Linked DNA regions of Mus musculus: region 2 is linked to region 1. The links are chromatin contacts, found by Hi-C or POLR2A ChIA-PET in ENCODE. All regions are on one chromosome and are shown on one strand. The core of a region is the stretch at or near the end of the contact, and the rest is flanking DNA. Distances in the headings are between cores, read along the strand shown. Region 1 holds the start of Rpl34 (ribosomal protein L34). Region 2 overlaps Hadh (hydroxyacyl-Coenzyme A dehydrogenase).

Region 1 (2,905 bases), core at 278-2,777:
ATAACCGGGTTGATGTGGATTTAACTAAGGGAAGGGGAGAGGGAACATTCCTAACTGCATCTCTTATTTGAAATGAGCTGCAGATACAGCTTTTAATGTGATTTCTAAGTGTGGCTATGTTTATCTGCATCAAGATGGAGAGATTGGAAGGTTTTCAGTGTCGACTCTTTTTCCTTTTACACCATTATTCGTCAGAATCTGTAGCGCTCCATGGAGTGGAACACTTTATTAACCATGTGGTTGTTAGCGGGTAGCTGATTATATCAGGGCATTACATGTTATGCAATGAAAACATGAATGGACTGGGTGAAAACATTTAGGTCATTAATTTGATGACTTTTTTTTTCTTTTTTTTTTGCTTTTTTTTTTTTTTTTTTTTTTTTTTTTTTGCTTTTTCGAGACAGGGTTTCTCTGTGTAGCCCTGGATGTCCTGGAACTCACTCTGTAGACCAGGCTGGCTGGCCTTGAACTCAGAAATCTGCCTGCCTCTGCCTCCCAAGTGCTGGGATTAAAGGCGTGCGCCACCACTGCCCGGCTTAATTTGATGATCTTGCCTTGGCATGTCTTCATTTAAAAATGAATAAGGAAATGTATTCATTCATTTATTCAAAACTAGGTTTGTCTCTCTACACCAGCCTTTATCCAACGCCTAAAACAGAGACTGGAGAGATTCCACAGTGGGAAGAACAGAGACCGCAGGCGCATGCATACGGACAGCTATTTGAGAGAGACCCGAGGAAAGGATATAGTCAGAGCGGTTTACCTAGTTTCTTGACAAAGATGGCAGTGATAATGGGCTCTTCTTTCAAGTCCAAGGAAGGTGTTCATTACTTTTGACAACATGATGAAAAACAAGGACCCATAGTGTAAACGTTCACATAGACATTTGGAGGTCGCTGACTCCCTCTGGTCCTCCTCTTCATCTTGCAGACAAAACTTTACCATCCAGGCAAAGTCTCAAATAGTCGTTTGCACACAATCATAAATTAACCACCCTTTATAGCGTTCTTGCTCTCTGTAAGACTTGCAGGTTAAGTGCTTTAACTTTGGGAGATCTTTTGATCAGAGCGCCACAGGGGTATTTAATATCTTCCTTTTAGAGACTTGCGGACTTGCCCAAAGTGAGATAGCTAGTAATTAGCAAATGCTTGGTTAAAAGTCTGTAAAGTGTGTGCTCTGGCTGAAAAACAGAAGAGGCCGGGAAGCAGAAGGGCCCGGGCTACCTTATGTACAGGACGCCATAAAGATTTTAAACCAGGTCTAATTACCCTAGGATAAAGGCATCGTGGCCCTTGTTTTCTCTTATGGAAGTGGGGACGCCTCCTCTGTCACTCGCTTTTGCTCCCACCAGGGACCCTACACCTAACTTCTCACGTGACGTTCCTACCGGGGCTAGAAAACGCACCCGCCTACGGAAGCCGCACTACACATCCGCCGCTCAACGCGGCGCCATCCACACAGGTTCCCCGCGTCCGCTTCCGTACAACATGGCGGCGCGCTCGCTGACGCGCCGCCTTCCCTGACGTACTTCCTGTCCGGCGCCGTCACACTTGACCCCTGAACTCACCCGCCCCTTCCTTTTCCTCTTCCGGGGACGGTGCTCAGAGGTATGGTGGCCTTCTTCTGCTCTGTGTTTTTTTACCGTTTACGATCCGTAGCCATCCGAGGCGTCAGGCGGGCGGGACGCCCTTGGGGTCGGGACTGTCGCTGGGGTCGGTGGTGAGGGACGAGGAGAGGTGCGTACCGGCCGAGGCCTCGGCTCGTAGACTCGGGAAGCCCGAGATCAAACCCGGCTTCCGAAGCGGTGAGTGGCCGGAGCTGCGCGCACCCTGGCCGTCGGCTACGGCGAGCGAGAGACCGAGTCGTGGTCGTGAAGCGCAGAGCGAGCGGAGCGCGGCCTCCGGCTGCTCCCCTGGTGCTGTCTGCCATGGTGGCTAGTCAGCGAGCGGGACGCGGCGGCGGCGGCTGGCTTGGTTAGGAAGATACGAATCAAGCAGTGGCGGCTCAGGGTCCTTAGCACTGGTCCGGGTCGCGCTTGGCGTTTGGGCTCCTTTTACGTAAAGTGGGTGTTGGGAAGGTGTGGAAGACAGGTCACCTGTAGCGCTTATTAATCAACTCCAGCCATTCGTCCCAGGGCTTGAGATTTAAACGAAGTCGCCTGTGTGTGAAGCTCTCGGGTAGAATGTTTGTCTGGCACGTTGACGGTCTGGAGTCCAAAATGCAGCATCGCTGCTGCGGGCTGGAGAGTCCTTTAGTAGCTGGTCTGCTAAGGAACGAACGAAGTTGGATTTGAAACAGCACGAAACCCGGCCCTAGTAGTAAACAAGACTTCTCCAGGACGCTGTTTTGGGACAAGACCTAGATTGTCATGACGCCTTACCAGCTGCCGCCACTGGGGTAGTTCGGTGTCTTCATCCTACTGGTAGCTGTATAAATTAGGGGGGAATACTGTCTTAGAGCCCAGGAGCTCTTCATCTCTAGTTTAAATGTGGGATTCTTTAGAACCGGGCCTTTGTAAGAGCACGGTGTGAATGAGTGTGTATATGAATGTAAGATATTTTATGTGGTGACGCTTTGGCCTTTATTATGGTGAAAGGTGATTGTGTTCTCTCTAAATTGTAGGCACTCAGGATGGTCCAGCGTTTGACATACCGCCGTAGGCTTTCCTACAACACAGCCTCTAACAAAACTAGGCTGTAAGTATCTGCAAGTTTGAAATAACTTTCAAATCGCTTTCTCTAGTATGCTGAGCTACTTACAATCTCCCTTCCTAGGTCTCGAACCCCTGGCAACAGGATTGTTTACCTCTACACCAAGAAGGTTGGGAAAGCACCTAAATCTGCATGTGGCGTGTGCCCAGGCAGACTTCGAGGGGTGAGTGTCCTTTTGATAGAGTTTTAATCCC
Region 2 (2,905 bases), core at 196-2,695, 520 kb before region 1:
CCTCAGGCTGCGGTAGGCACAATGAGAACAGACTCTCTGGAGGCAGCTTTCGTGAGACAGCTCATTTAATGTGGGGAACAAAGGCTACTTAAACCTTTGGACAGTGGGTAGCCGCTTTTGGGGTGGGCCTGGGCCAGAACTCTAGAGATGTCTCTTTTAAATAAGGAGGAATTCCAGGTGCCATTGGACGTGACCTTATAAGGCAAGAGGCAGTTCAACCTGGCTACTGGGCTGTGTGACCTCCACCAGGGGGCAAACTGTGAGGGCACAGGGCTATGTGCACGGGGACAGACACAGGCAGGACAGAGAGGAGGAGATTTCCAGGCTTGGACTCGCCTCAACCCCACTCTTGCTCTGGGCCGGCTCACCACAGCTCCATGGCTCCCTGGACCCCCCAGCCTCCGTCACCTCTTTGCAGAACTACTGGGTTTCATCCTGTGTTCCTTGTGCACATGAGGGGTATAACTGCCCATGTCCAGTGTCACACCTGTGTGTTTCCTGCAGTCATTGTGGGACACGGGGAAAGTCTTTTTTTTTTAAAAACAGATTTATTTATTTATTATATGTAAGTACACTGTAGCTGTCCTCAGACACTCCAGGAGAGAGCATCAGATCTCGTTACGGATGGTTGTGAGCCACCATGTGGTTGCTGGGATTTTGAACTCAGGACCTTTGGAAGAGCAGTCGGTGCTCTTAACCGCTGAGCCATCTCACCAGCCCCGGGGGAAAGTCTTAAATAAATGCCTGCTGGGGAGTTCAGAGCGGACCAGACAGAAGGCAAAGCGCCTTTGTGCCATTTTGAACACTTTTCTGTTTTCAATTTTATTTGGGTTTAATTGGAACCCGCTTGAGGGCATTCAGTGAACACCAGGCTTCCTGGGAAGGACAGCAGGAAAGGCAGCCATAGCAGGGTCATGGAGGAGTTGCCAGGCTTGTAAAATGGTACATAGGTAACACTGTAGGGTCACACTCTAGGACCGCCTCTTAGTGTTTGACTCTTAGCTTTTGGCAGTTATGATGACTGGCTGGTTCACTGCCGCGTGCTTATGCCCACGTGATGTGTCTATGGCCCATGGCCGACTTGGCCACACTTCCCTTCTTGGTTAGACTGGAATGGAGTAAAGTTACAAGCAAAAGTCATTTTTAGGGAAGCACCGGTGACCCGTGGCTGAAGGAAACACTTGCACATCAGCTTATGGGGCTGTAAACCCTCAGGTGTGTGTCCTGGTGACCTTCTTGTCCCCTGTACAGCACTCTGCTGGTCATGTGCATTTAGCGCTTCAGAAACAGGACAAAGAGGACACCTGGTACTGGGGTTTGTCTCTCAAGTCAGCACAGAGCCTGGGAAGGCCATCAAACCAAGGCCAGTAACAACAACGTGACTTCACTGTTCTCCTGAAGCAGTCTGACCTTGATGCGAGGTCACCTAGTGGCAGTGAGCATCCAACGCCCCCTGGTGTCAGTGGAGGGTAAGGAGAGGATGGGGGAGGGGCAGTCGGGAGGCTAGGCCAGCTCTACCTTACCTGGGGATGGCCCAAAGTTTCCAGCCTGTGACTGAAGGGTCTTGAGGTAGAAGATTTCAAAGACCTTCCCAGTTGGTACCTTGGATTTTTAAAAAGCCCGCCCCAGAGGTTGGATCTGTTAGTGCCTGACCTTAAGCCTCGGATACCTTCGTCCCTTACCTACCTACCCACTTAGTCTACACACACACACCAAAGACGGTCTTCTTCTGTAGTCCAAGGTGACAACCTCCAACCCACAATCCTGCCTCAGCCACCCAGGTACTAGGTGTATATGTGTATTTGGATACTCACAGGCGTCTCTCTTTTCCAAATTACTGATTTCTTTTTGCCCCAGCTGGTTTCTTCCTGCCAGCCCCTGACTTTGGTCAGCAACCCTAGAGAGAATATGGTCAGTAGGGGCCACTGTCCTTGGGTAGTAGGACCAGATCCAACTGTGCTAAAGGGCATCCTACTGGTTTGTAAGTTATCCACAAGGTGGCGCTGTAGGAACGGGATTTGCCTTGGTGCCTTTGGCAGCCTCACTTTATTTCTGGTCTTAGCAGATGAAGTTTTGAGAAGAGAATTGGATTTGGTCTCTGACAGTATGTGATTTGCAAGTTGATAAGTTAAGGTTCTATATGCATAAAATAAGACAAGTGTGTTTTCAGGATAGCCTGTAAAACGGAGGTCTGTGAACATGTGTTTTGTGTGTGTGTGTGTGTGTGTGTGTGTGTGTGTACTCTTCTGTCCCAGGTTGTCTGAGACTAAACTTCCCTTTCGGCCATGTTCAAAGCCTGTGTCTTCATTTCCATTCTTGTCTAATGACCAGGTTAAAGCTCTGCACTAGAGGGGGAACTGTTCTATGCTCCTGGGGGCGCAGCTGTGTTTCTCTGAGGATTGTTTACAGTTTCAAGTGTCTGATCACTTCACTGTGCCACGTCTGGTAGATGTGGGGATTTAAATAGAAAACGCAGTCGCTTGGTTTCAGCCTCTCCTGTTGCTGCACCTTCTGACTGACTTCCTCAGCGGGACATGCGGTGGGGTGGGGAGTGGTGGTAGGTCTGCCTCGGGCACCGGGATGATACGGTGCCGTGATGCTGACAATGGGCTCCCGTGTTTCTTCTCTCCACAGACACACCATCTTTGCCAGCAACACGTCTTCTTTGCAGATCACAAACATAGCCAATGCCACCACCAGACAAGACCGATTTGCTGGCCTCCACTTTTTCAACCCCGTGCCTATGATGAAGCTTGTGGAGGTCAGTGGGCATCTGGTCCTGATGTTGCGTGACACGTAACCGGAACCTGGAAGGTCGATACAAAAAAAAAAGCCCCCTTTGTATATCGGTTGTCACAATTGTCCTCTTCAGGAGAGGAAGAAAGGGCAGCTCTTATCTTGGAAG

What was found. Hi-C counts contacts between places; a loop is a spot of excess contacts on that map. ChIA-PET counts read pairs that join two places held with the same protein, here RNA polymerase II (POLR2A).
Region 2: a map of CH12.LX shows a loop between it and region 1 (2.9-fold over the local background). The contact joins the enhancer-like site here to the promoter of Rpl34 in region 1. A Hi-C loop is called at or near these places in 1 of 37 maps with a recorded cell type or tissue (CH12.LX). POLR2A ChIA-PET finds 5 or more read pairs at or near these places in 3 of 5 experiments (Patski and embryonic stem cell).

The regions. Positions count from the first base shown.
Region 1 is chr3:130,729,020-130,731,924 of GRCm38, reverse strand. It overlaps Rpl34 (ribosomal protein L34), which reads left to right and starts at 1,527. Exons shown (of 5, transcript NM_001005859.3): 1 at 1,527-1,607; 2 at 2,623-2,696; 3 at 2,775-2,874. The coding sequence starts at 2,632.
Region 2 is chr3:131,245,016-131,247,920 of GRCm38, reverse strand. Hadh (hydroxyacyl-Coenzyme A dehydrogenase) reads left to right here. Exons shown (of 8, transcript NM_008212.4): 4 at 2,635-2,761. Among named protein-coding and RNA genes, the nearest start is that of Hadh, 26 kb to the left of the region's middle. Within about 2 kb of position 1,445, at least 1 of the 3 ENCODE cell types and tissues checked has a DNase peak (open chromatin) inside an H3K27ac peak, as active enhancers do.